Regions from separate parts of the Mus musculus genome. Here region 1 is linked to region 2. A link is a loop called in an ENCODE intact Hi-C map of the cell type or tissue named here. Cell type or tissue: heart. All regions are shown on one strand. Each heading gives the region's core, and the rest is flanking DNA. Links, peaks and the distances in the headings are about the cores only.

Evidence for each region. A loop is a pair of places that touch in the nucleus more often than their neighbours do. Peaks named below come from ENCODE experiments on the same cell type or tissue, not always from the same donor. Only the 100,000 strongest peaks of a DNase experiment are listed, where the experiment ranks them.
Region 1: a loop joins it to region 2, with 3 times the contacts of the local background. A loop is called at or near these places in 8 of 42 quality-filtered maps.

What each region holds. Positions count from the first base shown.
Region 1 is chr4:62,614,607-62,623,903 of GRCm38, forward strand. It overlaps Rgs3 (regulator of G-protein signaling 3), which reads left to right and starts at 5,066. Exons shown (of 16, transcript NM_134257.3): 1 at 5,066-5,181; 2 at 9,239-9,297. The coding sequence starts at 5,128. In heart, for the core only: CTCF peaks have their summits at 4,856 and 7,919; DNase peaks (open chromatin) are centred at 3,635, 4,985, 7,435, 7,845 and 2 weaker places; H3K4me3 peaks cover 4,062 bases; H3K27ac peaks cover 6,188 bases; H3K27me3 peaks cover 5,118 bases.
Region 2 is chr4:62,556,696-62,565,992 of GRCm38, forward strand. It overlaps a transcript of Rgs3 not described here. Among named protein-coding and RNA genes, the nearest start is that of 4933430I17Rik, 36 kb to the left of the region's middle. In heart, for the core only: a CTCF peak has its summit at 4,733 (motif pointing right); no DNase peak of the experiment used is centred there; H3K27ac peaks cover 1,731 bases; H3K27me3 peaks cover 5,982 bases.

The sequences.
Region 1 (9,297 bases), core at 792-8,791, 58 kb after region 2:
AATCAGTTCGTGATGGTTGGACATTCTCTAGGCACTTTGAATTCCTGCTACCCAAGAGGCCCCAGTTCGAACTCTACCCCTCACCAGAGTCTGGCAATGTATGAGGCCTGACCTTGGTTTGTGCCTGCCTGCCCTGTTGACAGTCCGGTCAGATGGTCATTGTGACTTTTGTATGTCAGGTATGTTTGGAACTCGGACTCCAGCCATCTGAGAACTGCTAAGGTCCTGCTTGGCTGTGAGGCAAGGCTGTGTGAGTGGAGGCCCCATAACTTTCTGCTTACTGCATGTCCCCAGCTGAGGTGGTGGCTAAGAATCTCTGATGGGGACAACCCTCTCCACCTAGCCAGCACTAGGACAGCTAACCTCCTCAAGGTAGCCTGAGCTCCCATGGCATCAGAGAGTGCAGCATCTGCTCAGGTTTTCTCGGACCTGACTAATAAATACTAAGTATTCTGTGACCTTGGGAAGGGGACCGAAGTCAATACTAAGTATTCTGTGACCTTGGGAAGGGGACCGAGCAAGCTTGGTGCTTTCCTCTAGAGACTGAGTAGAACTTCTCTGCCCACCTCACAAAGTGGGAAGAAGGAAGGAACTGAAGCAGGCGGAGGTGCTCTTAGGAAGCCACGCGTAGACTGTGGAACCTTTGACTTCCTTGAACAGACCGTGGGAGACTCACTCTCTGCTCTCCTTCCAGGCAGCATACGCTTATTGGCTGCATGAGCTTTGGGGTGAGGTCTCTCTTGACTCCGGACAAGGTGAGTTGCTGGGAAGCTCCTGAAGCAATAGCCCACCAAGGCCCTGGCTGGTATAGTCACGTTGACCCTGGAAATGCTTGGCTTGAGCTGCTCTCTGTGATGTTGTGTCCCACTGAGGTAGATGTTGGTAGTCTAAATTACAGGCTGCTGTTGTCACTGGCCTGGCTGAGGGTTTGGGTTCCCTTACAGAGGGGAGTTTGGCAGCCCCTAGGCTCCCTAGGAAGTGCTGAGTCTGGCAGATGCCAGGATGCCATAAAGGGTCCTCTTGATCTGTCTTCTGGGCTCAGGAGACGCTTGGATGGGGCTAGAAAGCACTGACACTGATTGCAGTCCTCTTAGGCTGGCTGAGGACACAGGCTCAGGATTCTCTTCTTTGCATCACTGTCACTTAGCTGGCCTTACTTGGCTCTGCAGCCCCAAACTAAAAGCTTAGGAGTCGGGAGGGGTACATGGCTTTTGCACATCTTGAAAATGTCCTTGTGGCCCATTTTGAGACCCTACCACGCAGCTTTGTGTCCTGGAATGATGTCAAGAGATGGCTCCTGTGCGGGTTCTCTTGATCTCCCGGCCATAGCTGTGGCTTTGGTCTCCTCAGAAAGGTGCTGCTCATGGAGACTGCACAGGGGTCTTGAGTATCTGCTTTTGTGGCCTCTCCACTGTTCTTCACTCTTTCCCTTTTGTTCTGTAAACAGATATTTAATGAGCACCTACTGTTTACCAGGCTCAATATTAGGTAGGTCAAAGAGTCTGGCTGCAGGCAGGAGGCAGGAGGCAGGAGGCAGGAGGCAGGAGGCAGGAGGCAGGAGGCAGGAGGCAGGAGGCAGGAGGCAGGAGGCAGGAGGCAGGAGGCAGGAGGGAGGCAGGAGGCAAAGCCCGTAACTGTCCAGGCATAAGAGGCTAAGGGAGGATCACTTCCGTCCAGAAAATCAGGGAAGGCTTCCTGAAGGTGTAAATGGCAACCTTGGGGCACGGAGGCTGAACCATCTGCTTTGGGGGAATAATGGCCAGCTGCAGGTGTTTGTTTGTTTGTCTGTTTTTGAAGGGTTAGTGGTAGCTTGACCTGTGCCTTCTGCTTCTCTGGACTGATCATATCTTTCCTTCTCTCACGACAGGAGATCAGTGGCTGGTACTATCTGCTAGGGGAGGACCTGGGTCGGACCAAGCACCTCAAGGTGGCTAGGCGGCGGCTCCAGCCCCTGAGAGGTGTGTACAAGCCCTTCGAAGCTCCCTGACCCTGACTGAGTGAGGCATTAACCTCTGCCTCTCTGGCATTTCTTGCCAGTGCCTATAAGATTGCAGGCTACTCCTGACCATATGATAGACTTTGAGTTTGTGCCACCTCGCTTCACACAGATCAGTCCCCTGCTCCACTCACAGAAGCTTCAGGACTTCCCAAAATTCTCCTTCCCAGACTCTATGTCTCAGAAGCCCCCCATCCCCGTGGCACCTTGCTGACCATTAGAACCCCACCACCATAGGCACGCATGTTTCTAGGGCCTGCCATGGCCCTGAGACTCCGGGCTTGGATTACATGTTCCTTCGGTACTGTTCTTTCCCTCACAGCCCTGGCTCTCAAGCCTCTGTTTGCTCTGAGCCTTGGCATCCTCCTATCCTGGAAGGCAGGAATTGTCCCGACAGTCTCACCCATGGTCGGTTTGTGCTTGGGCCCTCATGCCAGTAGGAGCTTTCTGACTCAGCTCTATTATCTTCTAGACATGCTGTTGAGAATGCCAGGAGAGGGGGACCCTGAGAACGGGGAGAAACTCCAGGTAGGTGGGCACACTCCTGGCTGGGGCTGGTAGAACCTGAGCATGGCTCCAGGGTCTCTGGTGGTTCTCCTCTTTGTCAGCCTCTTGGTTCTGGAAGTGACCGTGAAAGAGGGCAGCTTGGGATTTGGAACACAGCAAGTCATGCCTTGTGAAAGAGAGTTCTTAACTTTCCTAAGGTGTGGCATTGGAAATTGCCCTGTACATAGGTCTTGGTCATTCGTGACCTTTGCAGGGATGGGAGAGAGCCAGGAAATGTAGGTGACTGGATCTTTCTGAGTTTTCTTTTCTTTTCTCTCCTTTTCTCTCCTTCCCTTCCCTTCCCTTCCCCTCCCCTCTCCTCTTCCCTTCACTTTCCTTTCCTTTCCTTTTCTCTTTTTCTTTTTTCTCTTCTCTTCTCTTCTCTTCTCTTCTCTTCTCTTCTCTTCTCTTCTCTTCTCTTCTCTTCTTTTCTTTTCTTTTCTTTCTCTCTCCCTCCCCCCTTTCTTCTTTTTTGCCTCTAGAAATAGAATCCTCCCTTCCCTCAGGTCCCCAGAACTTCTCTGTCTCTGAGAACCATGGCACCTTCACAGGTTAAGCCTGCTGGGGCTAAGAAGCAGCCGTAACTCTGAATCAGAAAGTGACGGGTTTCTGGCTTCCTACCAGCTGTGAATCTGGAGAGGAACGTCATACAGGGATTTGGGTGAATTGTCCAAAGTTAACTCCATCTCTTTGGAGAACCTGTCATGGTGACTCACGGTTTTCTTTAGTAGGAGAAGGAAAATCAAACTCTCTACGATCAATCAGCCCCTGGGGTGAGATTGTGATCTAACTCTCATCACCTCCTGTGAGGTGGCTGTCACCACCCCACCTTACAGATAAGAGGACATATAGATCTTAGGTGTTATGTCACTGTGGCCACTCAGCCAGCAAGAGATTGGCAGAGCCTCTTTATCTCTTCTGGGCACCATGCCACACGGTCTCTGGAGTGTGTCCTCACCAAGGAGACCTGAGATGTCAGTGCTCCTTGACCTCTTGTATTGCAGTTAACCCCTTGGGTGCTATTGTGCACCCGTTCATCCAATCCCTTGGACACTATGGGGTGGTTTACACCTGTGCCGACCCCAGCCTGCTGCTGGGTTCTGGACAGAGCCTTGGCTCACTCCCTTGTGGAACATACAGTTCAACATATCACTGGCCATCACAGTAGCTGCCTGCCGCCTGCAGCTTCTGAGCACCTGGCTGGAGCAAGCAGAGCTGAGGAACAGAGCCACAGCTTCTAGTTCGTGTTAGGTAACGTCAGCGTGTCCTGTGCAAACATCCAGCCTCTCTTATAGTGCTTGGATAATCTGCCAGATGTGTTTTTTATGGCTTCACTAGGAGTCTAGAGGCTTCCTCTAGCTCCAGGGATAGCTCCAAAGATCTCCCCACTCTCTGTGTGGAGAGAGTAACTATGGGCCCACCCTAGGAATATGTGGGAATGACTTGGATACCTGCGTTGCAGGTCTCTAGGTGGCCCATGAAAGACCTGCTTTGTGTTAGATTCCTGTCTACTGTCCCATGTCCCCGAGGACACTGTTCTGAGTTGGATTTGGGGGTTTGTGCACCTGATGATGTCCACAGTGCTCAGCAGAGACAGTGACTGGCAGAGGTGTGGGGAAGTGAGAGGTCACTTATTCAAATCCTCCATTTGAAAGACCTTGAGGTGTAGGTCACCTGCCCAGGGTCACTCAGCAATCAAACCAAGGCACAGCCTCTGTTCTAACTACATGAGTGAGCAGGTGGGCTTTTCTGGGGGTCTCCTAGGAGGGCAGAGGGGCTTGGGTTCATGCTGTGCTACCCACGAGAACTGATCCTGGGATGTCAAGGTACTGACTGCAGGCCTGGGTCCTAACCTGGCATTTGACTGTAACCTCTCTAGGCCTCCCCTTCTTTGTTGTTACGATGTGGAGTCAGGTGCCCCGTGGCTGGGAGCCCATTTGCACATTTGACCATTTGGTCTGCGTGCCATCATTTCCTTCGCATAGCCTGTCTATTGTGAATTCAGAAGCTGACTCTTAAGTAGCTCCTGAGTGTCCATCAGCCTCCAGATGTTTCGAATGCCCTGACTTAAGATGGGTTGTTTATGGGTATAGTGTTCACAGCATCCTGGATTGTCCCCATTGGGCTGGTCTACTGGATTTTGGACCCTGGGACTCACAAGGAGGTGTGCTGTTACAGAACAGGGTGTGTTTTCTGCTTGAGTTTCCCTCCAGCAGGCAGTCAGGGCTGTTTGTGAGAACACTGCTCTCACAGAGCGTCCCAGGGCAGAGAATGCAGCCAGAACAAAGGCGCCCTCTCCCCGCCAGCCAGGCCCGAGGAATACTAACTAGTTGACAGGAATTTTAATATAAAACTCTCCCTCTTCCTTGTCATTCTGAGGTTTCAGGAAGCCTTCGGGCTTATCTGCAGAGGCACACAGCACAGACAGGGCCCGGGGAGGTGAGAGGTGATTTCCTGCCATTCTTCTGAGAGGCGGGCTTCCCAGGGCGGTCATGCCAGGCTGACAGGGTGCAGTGTGGGCTCCCGCTACTGGGGGGGGAGAGCTGGGTTTTCATGGGGAGGCAGCCGAGGCAGGATCCGCAGCCATGAACCGCTTCAATGGGCTCTGCAAAGTGTGTTCAGAACGCCGCTACCGGCAGGTGGGTGCTTGATCCCCTGGGTACTGTGATAGTGGGAATCAGGGATGGGGCTCATCCATATAGAATCTCTCTCTCCACAAGCCCATCTATGCCTCCCCCTGTTCCCTGCAGGCACATTAGAGACAGGGGTTGGTCCCATGGCCCAGCCTGCTACCTACTGCCCCGGGTTATAGGCAGCTGAGGCCAGTTCTGAGTGTTTTCCTATCCACTGCCTGGGATCCTTGATGAGATGAGTTAGCTGTTGCTGCTTGGTTTTTGCTTTTGCTTTTATTATCTAGGAGGAGGTGATTGGAATAAAAAAAGCGCCATGTCAGGTCTGAGATTAGTGGTGCTGGGTTTGGGCTGGGGGGCTAAGGGACTCCCGAAAGCTGCAGTTTTGCTGACTTTCCTGTTTCTGGTGGGCAGCGGTACCCATGATGTCCCTTGTGTGTACTGGTGTGTGCATCTAGGTGAGGTGTGTTGTAAGCGTATGTGTATCTTTTCCTCCCGGCTGCCACCATTGCCTTGAAGTGACTCCGGGATTGCTGTGGCTCTGGAGGCCAACTTCACTGCATCTGTCTCTTAGCTCCTGGGCTGGGAGGCAGGGAAGAGTCAGGAGTGATGGTCACGTTCACCCCAAAGACTCTTCTAGAACTAGCTTTTCTTTCTTTCTTTCTTTCTTTCTTTCTTTCTTTCTTTCTTTCTTTCTTTCTTTCTTTCTTTTTAAGATTTATTTATTTATGTATGTATGTGAGTACACTGTAGCTGTACAGATGGTTGTGAGCCTTCATGTGGTTATTGGAAATTGAATTTTTTAGGATCTCTGCTTGCTCCAGCCAACCCCACTTGCTACGGTCAGCCCCGTTTGCTCCAGCCCAAAGCTTCATTTTTTATTATTATACATAAGTGCACTGTAGCTGACTTCAGACTCATCAGAAGGGGGTGTCAGATCTCATTACGGGTGATTGTGAGCCACCATGTGGTTGCTGGGATTTGAACTCAGGACCTTCTGAAGAGCACTCAGTGCTCTTACCTGCTGAGTCATCTCACCAGCCCACTTTTATTTCTTATACATAGGAATGGGGATCAGGAGTAGGGATGAAGGTAAAATATATCCAGATTTGTGTAGTGTCCAAGATGGAGGGACCACACGAATTGCCCTGACTGTAAAAAATACAGAGAAGACCCTCTTTAGAATCTGGAGCTTAACTCTATAGTGTATAGGTCACAGGCAGAGGCCCATTTCCCCCCCACCCCCACCCCCCCCCCGGCACCTGCCTCCATCACTGGGGACCCAGATGTTCTTTCTAACATTTTCCTGCACCGTTGACCTCAATCTATGCTCCCTACTTTCCTGAAGTTAGTCCCTGTGGCAAGAACATTTAGATGTTTATAAACATAAGACAGGGTGAGCGCCGGATAGGAGGTAATGAAATCCCAGGTGTTCTTGGGACCAGGGGCCAGGGCACAGGAATGTGCTGGTGACCAGAGTGGGACCTGGTACACGCATGGGCTGGACTCAGGGTAAGATGGCTCCCACATCGACGCCGGGGCAGCATTGAACATACTAGACCTTCTGTGGGACCAGAGCTCTAGCCCACTGTGGTCCCCTTTAACTGATCTATTGAGCAGCTTACAGTCGCTTGTCCCTAAAACAGGAGTGGTGACATATGGTCAAGCCCGTGGGAGGAAAAGGTGACCCCTATAAAGTCTTGTGTCTGCTGCTCACCTCCAGGGAGTAGGTAATAAATGCTGGCAGTTAGGGACAGGAGCCCACGTGTGACAGAACGTCAGATACTCTTCAGGTGCTGGCATAGCTGAGACTCGGGAGGGGCGGCAGTGCTTGCCCCTGACAGGCAAGAGAAAGAGCCACCCTGGGAAGGGCACCTGACAGGACCTGCTGAGGTTCCAGAGTCAGGAGAGGGCTGTCCCCTTTCTTGAGCCCAAGGTCAGAGAGGATCGCTGGGGGGAGTATGCCCTCACTTTGGGCCTTGCTTACCTTCTCTGTAAAATGGGCTTGCTGAAGCCGTATTCTTTGGGGTCTAGGACAGACTCTTGTCTTGGAGGACTGACTCTTTGGACACTACTCTGTGTGCTCAGAGGCCTCCATTGCAGCCTGCTCCTCCCACAGACCTGGGCAATGCTCTCATTCCTTTCTAGCCCCTTTCCCGTCACTCCTTTGCTAGCCAATGGGGTAGGATTGTTCTCCGAGGTGGCACTCAGGAGGCGGTGAAGAGCCTCCTGGCCCTGGCCGGACCAGAGTGCCAGAGCGCCACATTTATCTTCAGACCAAGGATCTGGGGCTTACCCTCCAGACAGGAGGGGCCATCCTCAGCGCCCTGTGACATAAGATTGGGGCAGGGCTAGAAGTAGTCCTGTGTGGTGTGGAAGGTAGGTCCCAAGTTCCCTGTGAGCCCCACAGAGTGGCTCCTGCTGTCTTCTCTGGGCCTCTGCTGGATTGGCAACTCGAGATCCCTCCAGCTCTCCACGTTCACTCCCGGCTTTGTTTTGCTTTCTTTCCATATTTTTTTCCTTCTCTTCCTGTCTTAGCTATGTGTTTTCCCAGAATTCTTATGGGAATAGGGTATTTTCCTGCCTCCCTCCCCCTCCCCCGCTTGTCTGTCAGATTTCCTGTTTTACAAACTTGCTTTGAATCCAGGCCCAGGACTGGTGGGAAGCAGAGCCTGGGGACCTTTGGTCACCCTGGGCTCCCGCCTGCTCCCCTTCCTCATGCCTGGCCTTGGGTTACCAGCAGGTGAATACAGTGCCCAGCCCTGAGAGACAGCTCAAGGCTCTGCATGCGGCTGTGCCCTGCCTGACCTGTGCTAGGCTTTCGGAGATGCCTTCCTCCTCTCCCCGTCTCTGTCCAGGACACCTTCTCTTTGTGCCTCATTGGGACTCACCCTGGTCTTTCCCTGCCCTAGGGGTATCTTGGGACTCCCCCTTGAAGCCATTTTTCTGACCTAAGTAATCTGAATGAGCCAGTGGGCCATGCTGCACACAGAATCGCTCTTTTTGTTTTTTGGAAGATTTTGTCTTAAAAAAATTTTTTTTAATTTTATTTTAAACTATGCTTATATGTGTGCCTGGCCATGTGTAGGTCAGAGGTGTTGGATTCCCCCCGAAGCTGGAGTTATAGGCAAATGTGAGCTGACTTGGAGACTGGGAATAGAACCCAAGAGCTAGTATTAGCAAGAGTCAGTGTCTATGCACCTAACTGCTGAGCCAGCGGTTCTTGACCTGTGGGTCTCGACCCTAACCCTTTCTCAGGGGTCAGATCTCAGATATCCTGCATATCAAATATTTACATTACAGTTCCTGACAGTACAAAATTGCAGTTACGAAGCAGCAACAAAAATAATTTTATGGTTGGAGTCACAACCCGAGACTTGTATTAAAGGGTAGTAGCATTAATAGCATTAGGAAGATTGAGAACCACTGCACTAAATCATTTTCAAAGATGGGCGGGCGTGGAGGGGGTCCTTTGATCGGACCTCTGAAAACAGACTGTGGCCTCCCACACCCATACTCCTTTGTAGGCAGAATGAAGCCCGTGGCTAGTACAGGTTTATCCAGGAGGCTGCGGCTCTGCCCGTGCCTGTGAACCCCATCACTCTTCAGCTGACACTTGGCCATGGGCTAAGAGAGAACATGCTACATCTTCCTGCCTGGCCCTCAGGGAGGGCGGCCACCCGCTTGGCTTGATTTCTAAATAAAATAAAGTGTGTGTCCTTAGCCCAAGGCAAACCATGGGCTTAGATCCCAAGACCTCCGTGGGAAAGGAAGCTGGTCTTCAGTGGGGAGAGGAGGTAGAATTCCAGACGGCTCTTGGGTAAAGGGTTGGGGCTGTTAGGACCAAGAGGAAAACGGGTTTCCCTTTTCCTTGATCTCATCCATTCTGCTCTCTGCTTGACTTTGCATAAGTCAGGGTTAAGATGGTGGGTCAGAGATAGGTAGAGGAGGCTGGCTGACTCCTTCTCAGCTCTGACTCCCTGTGGAGAGGAAGGTGGCTCTGGGTGGAGCTTAGAGGCTTCCCAGTTTTGAAACTCTGGAGTAACTGGACAAGGTTATGTCCTAGATCACCATCCGGAGGGGCAAAGACGGCTTTGGCTTCACCATCTGCTGTGACTCTCCGGT
Region 2 (9,297 bases), core at 344-8,343:
ACATAAAATAAAAATGAACAATTTTTAAAAAAGGAAATACTTTTAAAAATACACCAGTGTGTGTGTGTGTGTGTGTGTGTGTGCACGTGTGTGCACGCACATGTGGCACTTGAGTATAGGTCAAAGGTTTGTGAGATTTGGTTCTCTCCTTCACCATGAGGGGCTCTGGGTTCAAACTTGAGTTGTCAGACTTGGCAGCAAGTGCCTATACCCACTGAACTATCTTGCCTGTCCACTTTTGTATATTTTCATGAAAAAAAATTTCTCCATCCTCTTTTTCTAAAATGTTTATTTAGTTTATTCCAAGTATATATACTGTTTTGCCTACACGGGTATCTATGTACCATGTGCATGCCTGGTGCCCACTGAGGTCAGAAGAGAGGATCAGATCCTGTGGAAATGGAGCTGTCATGTGGGTGCCAAAACCTGTTTTGTTTTAAAGATTTATTTCATTTATCGTATATGCATGCATATTCTATCTGCATGTACACCTGTGACTTGCATGCCAGAAGAGGGCATTAGATACCATTATAGATGATCATAAGCTACCATGTGGTGCCTGGGAATTGAACTCAGGACCTCTGGAAGAGTATCCAGCGCTCTCAATGACTGAGCCATCTCTCCAGCCATCCCCCACCCCCTTTATAAGAGCAATAGTGCACGTAACTGTTGATCCATTTAGCCTGTGGTGTAAGTGTCTCTTTGCTGTATGCCTCTATGATATTCTCAAAGACTCACTGGAGAACGGTGGAGCCCCTTAGATCCTGTGTCACAGAGGAACTCTGGGCCAAGTCTTAGATCTTTGAAGAGAAACTTACCCTCATCAATTATTTCCTTAACCTAAGTACAGTTTGATTAGAAGAATGCATCAAACATGGTCTCAAAACAGACCGAGGGAGAAAGCCAAATTTACCACCTCCCATTCTTTCCTTCAACACTGCATGATGTCACCATGTTACTAGCTTGTGCTATATTTAGCTGAACTTTCACAGCAGAAGAAATCAAAGAGCTCTTATGTGGGCTGTTTTCCTGAAAATAGCTAGTTCTTGAGTGAATGCTGTAGAATGTTTTCTTTGTGGGCTGAATTTTATTACTGTTTCCACTTTTTAGCCTACCTCAAGACTTGTCGCCAGGCACAACCCAATTTCCCAGGGTGGGGAGTCGGGGTGGGGTAGAGTGGTGCCCATTTTTACTTAATTTTACTTAATTTCATACTCAGAATAGAAGGCCTAATATTTGTGGGGTCTTGTTTGGTTTTTGTTTTGTTCTTCAAGACCCAAATACTTGGTGAAACAACTCTCAGAAACTACAGTAGTCTTTATAGTCTAAAAAATTGTGTGTGCACACTTTGTGTGTGTGTGTGTGTGCGGACACTGTGGAAATCTGGAGGTCAGAGGACAATCTGTGCGAGTTGATTCTTGCCTTAAACCTTGTCGAGTTGAGGTTTCTCTTCTTTCTGCCACTCCGGAGAACTTCTGCCGAGCTCGCCCTTGAGATTCAGACTCTCCTCTCTCCCCCTCCCTCACAGTGAGAATGCCCATACGACAGATGCATACACCTCGTGTGCCTTTTATATGAGTTCTGGGGAATGGACTCAGATCATTAAGCTTGTGTGACAAGCACTTTTTATCTGCTGAGCCACCTCCTGGCCCCTCAGTCCTCCCGATGAGTGCAAAGTTTCCTTTTGCATCACGACATCTTGAGTAGGAAGATGCTTGTCATCAGCACTGTTTTCAAAGGTGTAAAACCTGTTTCCAGTCTGGAGCCCATTCCATTCCTTTCATATCCAGTCCTCAAATGAGGAGAACCACAGAGAGAATCTGGGATTACGTGAGGAGGATTACGTGAGGTATGCAAGCCATGTAGCATGCTTGCCTTAATGATGGGTGAACAACCCACATACTATTTCGGGTGGTTCCTTGGCCAATCCTATGGATAGATGTGTGTTGTCTTCATTTTACAGAGAAGGCTCAGAATACAGGGCTGACGTGAAGTAGATGAAGGGAGTTACTCAAGATCGAAGGCCGAGAAGAACAGAAGAACCAGGTTCAGCGCCGAACGATGCTTGCTTGTCCTCTGTATCTGGGTCCTTCTCTGACTCCCTCTTTACATTTTTTTTTTGGTAAAAGAGTTATTTTAATATTATGTATGGATGTTTGCCTGCATGTACATATGTATATTATAGACATCCCTGGTACCCATGGAAGCCAGAGAGGGCATCAGATTTCCTGGAACTGTGAATCACCACGTGGGTGCTGTGAACTGAGCAGCAAGTGTTCTTAACCATTGAGACACCTCTCCAGCTCTGGACTCCCCTCACCTTGTTTTTTTTTTTTTTTTTTTTTTTTTCCAAAAACTGACATCATATTTGTATATAACACACTGTGACAAACTGGTCTCCTTCCCACTTCCTCTCTGATCCTGGGTAGTGGAACTTCGGACTGTGCCTGAGATATCTTTGAAGAAATACTTTTCCTCTTCAATTATTTTGTTATCCTACATATACTTTAATTGGAAGGGCAGATTAAACATGGTCTCAAAACAGACCAAAGGAGAAAGCCAAATCTGCCGTCTCCCATTCTTTTCTTCAACACTGCATGACATCACTTGTGCCCCATGCAGGCATCACAGCTGCCCTGTGCTCATGATCGAAACGGCCACATCTTGTCAGGAGGGCAGTGGCCCCTCTTCTCTATCCTTTGGTCTTCACAGTCCATCTACTCCCTTTTGGATGACGTCCCTGGGACTTGGAGCAAGTGTCATAGATGTCCCATCTGGGACCAAGCACTCAGCGTCTGTTCCCAGTACGGTGACTAGTTATGAGCCCACACTTTGACCATCACCCATAGCGGAGAAAGGCTTCTTTGACCAAGGTTGAGAACTTCACTCGTCTAAGAGTATACAAGCGCATATGCAGAAGGCAACGAACTCTACTCCATTCTGCAAAAAAATGTCAGCAGTTGATTGCCCCACAGTGCCTGTGAGTGCTCTCTGGCTCTTTAAAGTAAACTGAGATGGGGCACCCTAAAGCAGAAAGGAAGGAGAAAGCAATATAAACAAGAAATGACAAAGGGGGTAGCATCCTGTTAGAGCCCCTGCCTCAGCCTCGCAGTGTTCTGACCAAGGAGGGTCCAGGTAACTGCTGCTAACTGACACTTCCTGTCACCCGGGGCTTTGGGAAGCTGAAGTAAGACTCTGAGCTTGGAGATTAGCTTTGATAATTTGACAGGGGAACTTGAAGTCGAGTCTCCTGAAACATGGTCGTGAGAGGCTAATATTTCCAAGAAAGTAGTCACCAGTCCTCTACCTCTGCCATGTGCCACTCTCTGGCCCCTGCTTGAAGGAGGCCACTTGGTTTAGTTCGCTTTGGTTTTGGATGGTGCTTCCTGGTGACACATAGCCTGGTGACACATAGCCCAGGCTTATCTGTGTGTGCGGTCATTGTATACACCTGTAGCCTAGGTCCACACTGTCTCTTGGAGCCAGAGTCCAGCTTGGGTGTTGTCCTAGCCACAGGGGCCACAGAGTCTGTTTTTCATTTTTGAATTATAGAAGATGCACTGAGTTTGGTGGGGAGGGGTCAGGGTTTCACCAGTGACCCTTAAAAAAATCAGTTTAATTCAAATATGCCTAAAAGAATTTCTTGCTAGATTAGGGACAGAAATATCCCCGGCCTTTAGATGGAAATGATTAGAGGCCCTTTGGAGCCAAAGGGAATCTGAAAGAATTTTTTTCTTTTTGTTGCCATGAAGTACCAGATTATGAAACTACTGTGTTCTTCTGTTATGCATTAACAAATGTTTATTTAATACCAGAGTACTGTTATGCGTTACAGCATCGGTGGTTCTCAACCTGTGGTCACGACCCCTTTGGAGGTTGAATGACCCTGGAACAAGGGTCGTATATTAGATATCCTATCGACCAGATATTTACATTATGATTTCTAATAATAACAAAGTGATAATTATGACGTAGCAGTGAAATAATGTTATGGTTGGGGTCACCACAACATGAGGAGCTGTATTAAAGAGTCTCGGCATTAGGAAGGTTGAGAACCCATGTTAGAGAGGAAACTAACTCTTCATTTACCTTTTGTTGTTGGTTTGAAGCAGGGGCTCTCTCTGCAGCCCTGCATTGCTTCAAAATCATGGCGTCCCTCCTGCCTCAGTCTCTTAAGGGCTGGGATTACAGACACTTGCAGGTAACTGTCCATCACTGACTAGACAGGAATCTGGAGGCAGGAATTGAGGCAGAGGCTGTGGGGAAGGGCTGTTTTCTGGCTTGTTCCTCCTGGCTTGCTCAGCCAGCTTTCTTATACAACTCCTCTGAACCTGTGAGCCGGCCCCAATCAAATGCTGTCCTTTATAAGAGTTGCCAAAGTCATGGTGTATCTTAACAACACTGAAACCCTAACTAAGACACAAGGACCACCTGTCCAAGGCTGTCAAGACCCACAGAGGGCTGGGCTGAACCCTCCAACATCAATCAGTAATTAAGAGAATGCCCTATGGGCTAGCCTACCAGCAATCTGGTGGAAGTGTTTTCTCAATTGAGACTCCTCTTTCCAAATAACTCTAGTTTATGTCAAGTTGATGAAAATTAACCAACACAACTGACCCAGTTTTCTTATTACCTTGAAAAAGAAGAAGGGTTCAAGTGGTAGAAAGTTACTTCCTGGAAATAGAGCTCTGCAGAGGAAATCTCCTGAGCACTCTGTCTTGACAGTTGCAACCACTAGGTGGTGGTATTACGTCATGAAAACAACACCTTTTGCGGCCAGTGTCTGTACAACAAAGACATTTTCAGTTACTAAATGGAGAAGATACGTTTTCTAATTTGTATACAGAGTCCAATTTAAATGCTTGAGGGGACTGGTAGCTCCTTGATGCTGAGCCTGTTGTCATGGTTACAACACCAGGTTACAAATGACAAATAGGAGGCTGACGAATGAATGGACTATCTCAATAGTTTAGATTATTACTGAAAGCACCCTTTCAAGAATATGTGGAATTCTGTAGTCCAGAGGCTTTGAATTGGGGAAGTTGAAAGCTATTGATGACCTGACATCATTAGGACAGACTCAGGGAGGTGAAAATACCAAAGGCAGCCTAAGGCACTAATACTGTTTTTCATTCTCTCTCTCTCTCTCTCTCTCTCTCTCTCTCTCTGTCTCTCTCTCTCCCACCCTCCCTCCCTCCGAATCTCTCCTCTCTCTGTTTGAATCTGTCTGTCTCTCCCTCCCTTCCTCCCTCTGACTCTCTCTGTCTCTCTGTGTCTCTCTGTCTGTCTCTGTCTGTCTCTCTCCGTGTGAGTAATGTTGCTTGGCCGGGGTTTAAGTCCTAGCACCAAAAGGAAGAAAGGAAAACAAAGAACCAAGTCTATGTGTACTTGCAAAACATTTGAAACAGTCTTACATATAGCCTAGCCCAGCCTCTAGTTTGAGATTGTCTTTGCCTCTGCTTCTCAAGGGCTTGAATCGTAGGTGTGTGATACTATCAGGGAGCCTGTGTGTATCTTGACTAAGTCACACATGCTTTTAAAAAACAGGAAATGGGCTGGTGGGACGGCTCAGTGGGTAAAGGCATTTATTACCAAGCTTGATAACTTAGGTTCAGTCTCCAGGACCCACATGATGGAAGCAGAGAATTGATCTTTGTGGATTACCGTAGTCTGACCTACACACACACACACACACACACACACACACACACACACACACACACACACACAGTGGCAAATGTGTACCTACACAGAGACAGAAAACGAACTACATAGAAAGGGGGCTGGAGAGATGGCACAGCAGTGAAGAGCTTTTTGCTCTTCCAGAGGACTGGCACCTACATGCTCCTCATGACTGTCTGTCAGTCCATTTGTAGGGGATCTGACGGCCTCTTCTGGATGCCATGCGCTGCATGCACAGACACGTGCAGGCAAAGCACTTACAGATATAAAATATATCTAAAATAGCAGTAGAGTGTAGTTTGGTGGAGTACACCTATAATTCCAGCACTCAGAAGTTGGAGACAGAATTTCTAGTTTGAAGCCAGGCTGGGCTACATAGCAAGATCCTGTCTCAAACCATTCTTGACTTCTTTCTTGAGTCTGTACAGTGTATAAAGGTATTTCTGCCTTGGAAGGGATTACGAAAAGTTATCTGTTAATTTTCTCTGCCTCTCATTCACTGGTTCGTTGTAAAGTCATTTATGGTATAAATATCGTTGTAAAGATTGTGTGTGTGTGTGTGTGTGTGTGTGTGTGTGTGTGTGCATGTGTCTGGTTGGATGAGTATGTGCGCATGTGAGTGCACTGGAGCACTTGCGGATGCCAGAAGAGGGCATTAAATCCTTCGGAGCTGGAGTTACAGGCATCTGCGAGAAGTCTGGCTTGTCCTGTGGGTGGTGAGATCCTCACAAGTGCACAGCACACACGTTCAGCCACGGAGCCTTCTTACCCACCAGCCTCCACTGCACAGTGATCAGCTGAGCGACTGCTGTGGGAAAAGCACTGGTCCAGGTTATGTGAGCATCTCTGGTCTCATCATCTCGCCTTGTCTTAGCACCTCCGAGATCAGTACCAAATCACATTAGCCATATCGTCCACACCCTCCCTCCCACTCTACTCTGATGCCTCGGCTATTTCCCTGATCTGAGTCTAGCCTTGTTCTCCACACAGACTGCCTCCTCCCCTTCACTCACCTTCCAACATGAAAGTATTACATCTTTCCCTAAAGCCGTCCCTTGCCCGGAGATCAGCACAGCCTCTTTCATTGGGTTTATGAGCGTCGCAGGGCACAGCCACCTGGACTGGCTTTATCCCATTTGCCTGCTCCCTCTTTACTCCGTATGCTCCCACCATGGCTGCTTTTATTTTGACTTCTTCTAATGAGCCGTGTCCTGTGCTATTTTCAGACTTAAAATTTTTTCGGGACTTTCCATTCAACCTGGAACATTCTTTTTTTCCTTCCTGTTTGGCTATTTTCTGTTCATTCTTAGGTCTCGGCTTACATGTTCCCCAACTTGGAAATAAGCCTTTCCCCAGCTGGACCTGTAAGAGTGAGTCCCCCCTTTCATTCTCTTCTCGTGGCCTCTATGGGGCAGGTGGGCCACAGCTTGCTCTTGCTACCCTCTACTGCCAGACTGTGAGCTCTGAGTGTGTCACAGCGTGTCTCCACACTTGGGGGGAGTGCCTGGCATTGTGAGGGCCCAGGAATGCAGGGTGAAGAGTGAATTAGTGAAATGCACATCTAACATGTCTTCTTTCTTTTGTTCACTTGTTCTTCCTTCCTTTATTTCTATATTCCTATTATTATTTTAAAGATTTATTTGTATTTATTTCATGTATGTGTGTATATTGTAGCTGTCTTCAGACACTCCAGAAGAGGGCATCAATCAGATCCCATTACAGATGGTTGTGAGCCACCATGTGGCTTCTGGGAATTGAACTCAGGACTTTTGGAAGAGCAGTCATTGCTTTTAACCACTGAGCCATCTCTCTAGCCCTGTGATTTTTTTTTTTTTTTTAATTTTGATCCAGTGGCCATGTGAAGCTGTGGAGGGACCAGGGAGCCTGAGCATGAGGCTTTCCTCGAAGTTAGGAAACTATGTAGCTCTGGTTGTTCTGGGACTCCTTGTGTTGACCAGGCTGGTTTCAAACTCACAGATATCTGCCCACCTTTGTTTTCCTAGTGCTGGATTAAAGGCATACGTCACCATGTTCAGCAATTCTCTTCCTTTTTTTTTTTAATTAAAAAATTAATGTATTTGAGTATTTTCGTGCATGTATATCTGTGCCACATGTGCATTCCTGGTGCCCAAAAAGGGCAGAATTGGCGCTGGAACTGGAGTGACAGACAGTTGTGAGCCACCATGTGGGTGCTGGGACTCTGGAAGAGCAGCCAGTGCTCCTAACTGCTGAGCCATCTCGCCAGCCCCCAGTTCTTTTCGGGAGCTAGCAGGGTAAGATACAACACACAAAAGTGGAGCTGTGCTGGTGAGAAAGGTCAGCCAGGATGTCATCGTTTGAAACTGTGTTTCCATTTTCACTGTGGGTGGCATTTGAGGTGGAAAGGGATGACCGGATAGATTTGGACAATAGGCAAGGAGTAGAATTCTTCTGGGAAAGAGTACGAGGTAGGGTGGAAGAATGCTTGGGTCTAGCTTGTACAGGCCCTAGATGCTAGTGGATAGCCAATGGATAACCAGTGACTGCTCTTGATAAGACTGAATTACTGTTTCAGAAAATCTTGATCCAGTGGCCATGTGAAGCTGTGGAGGGACCAGGGAGACTGAGCAGGAGGCTTTCCTGGAAGTTAGGGTGGGAGGTGCTTGGGGCCTGGACTAGTGGGTGTCACTTGACTTGTAGGGAGTCTGAGAAGACACGGACTGAACAGTGAAGATGGGAAGGAATGGAGGAGAGGGAAGAGCCAGTGCTTTCAGCCAGATTCCACCAGGTGCTGTCTCTGGCAGAGTCAAAGTCAAGTGGAGGAGGAGCCAGTCGGAGGAAGGAAGAATTCATCCATCAAGCCTTTATGTGGTCCAGTGAAGGCTGCATTTCCCTGTGGAAACTCAGTGTGTGGGGCTAAAAACAAAAAACGAAAAACAAACAAAAAAAGCACAAACGTAAAGAGAAGACACGCAGAGCTGACAGGACAATTGCAGCTAATAGAAGCTGTCCCAGTTCCCCTGCTCCAAGTGCCTCCAAAGGGAGGCCAAGATGGGGGGAGGGAAATTCACCAGTCCCCTTTCCATTTGTAATGCCATGTGATTTTATGAGTGACATAGGGATTATTTTAGGGCAATTGTGGCTATTCACAATCTATGTCTTGAATGCTGGTTGTAGAATTGAAATTCCTGGCAAGATTTAGCCACCCACCCGCTCGCCCTGCCCTCACCCCAGTTTGTGGCAGGTGCTAATCGGGCAGTCGGCAGCTATGAAGACTTCTGCTGCTACTGTGCTGGAGTAGTTCACTCTCTGAGTGGAAAGATGGAGTGCTGGCTACATTTATGTCAACTTGACACACTGTAGTCTTCTGAGAAGAGAAACCTTGATTGAGAAAACACCTTCATAAGATCCGGCTGTGGGCCAGCATATAGAGCATTTCTTAATTAGTGATTGATGGGGAGGTCCCAGCCCCTTGTGGGCAATGGTAGCCCTGGACTGGTGGTCCTGGGTTCTATAAGAAAGAAGGCTGAGGAAGCCATATGGATTAAGCCAGTAAGCAACGCCCCTCCATGGCCTCTGCCTCCAGGTTTCTCCCTGTTTGCGTTCCTGTCCTTGGCTTCCCTTCAGTGATGAACT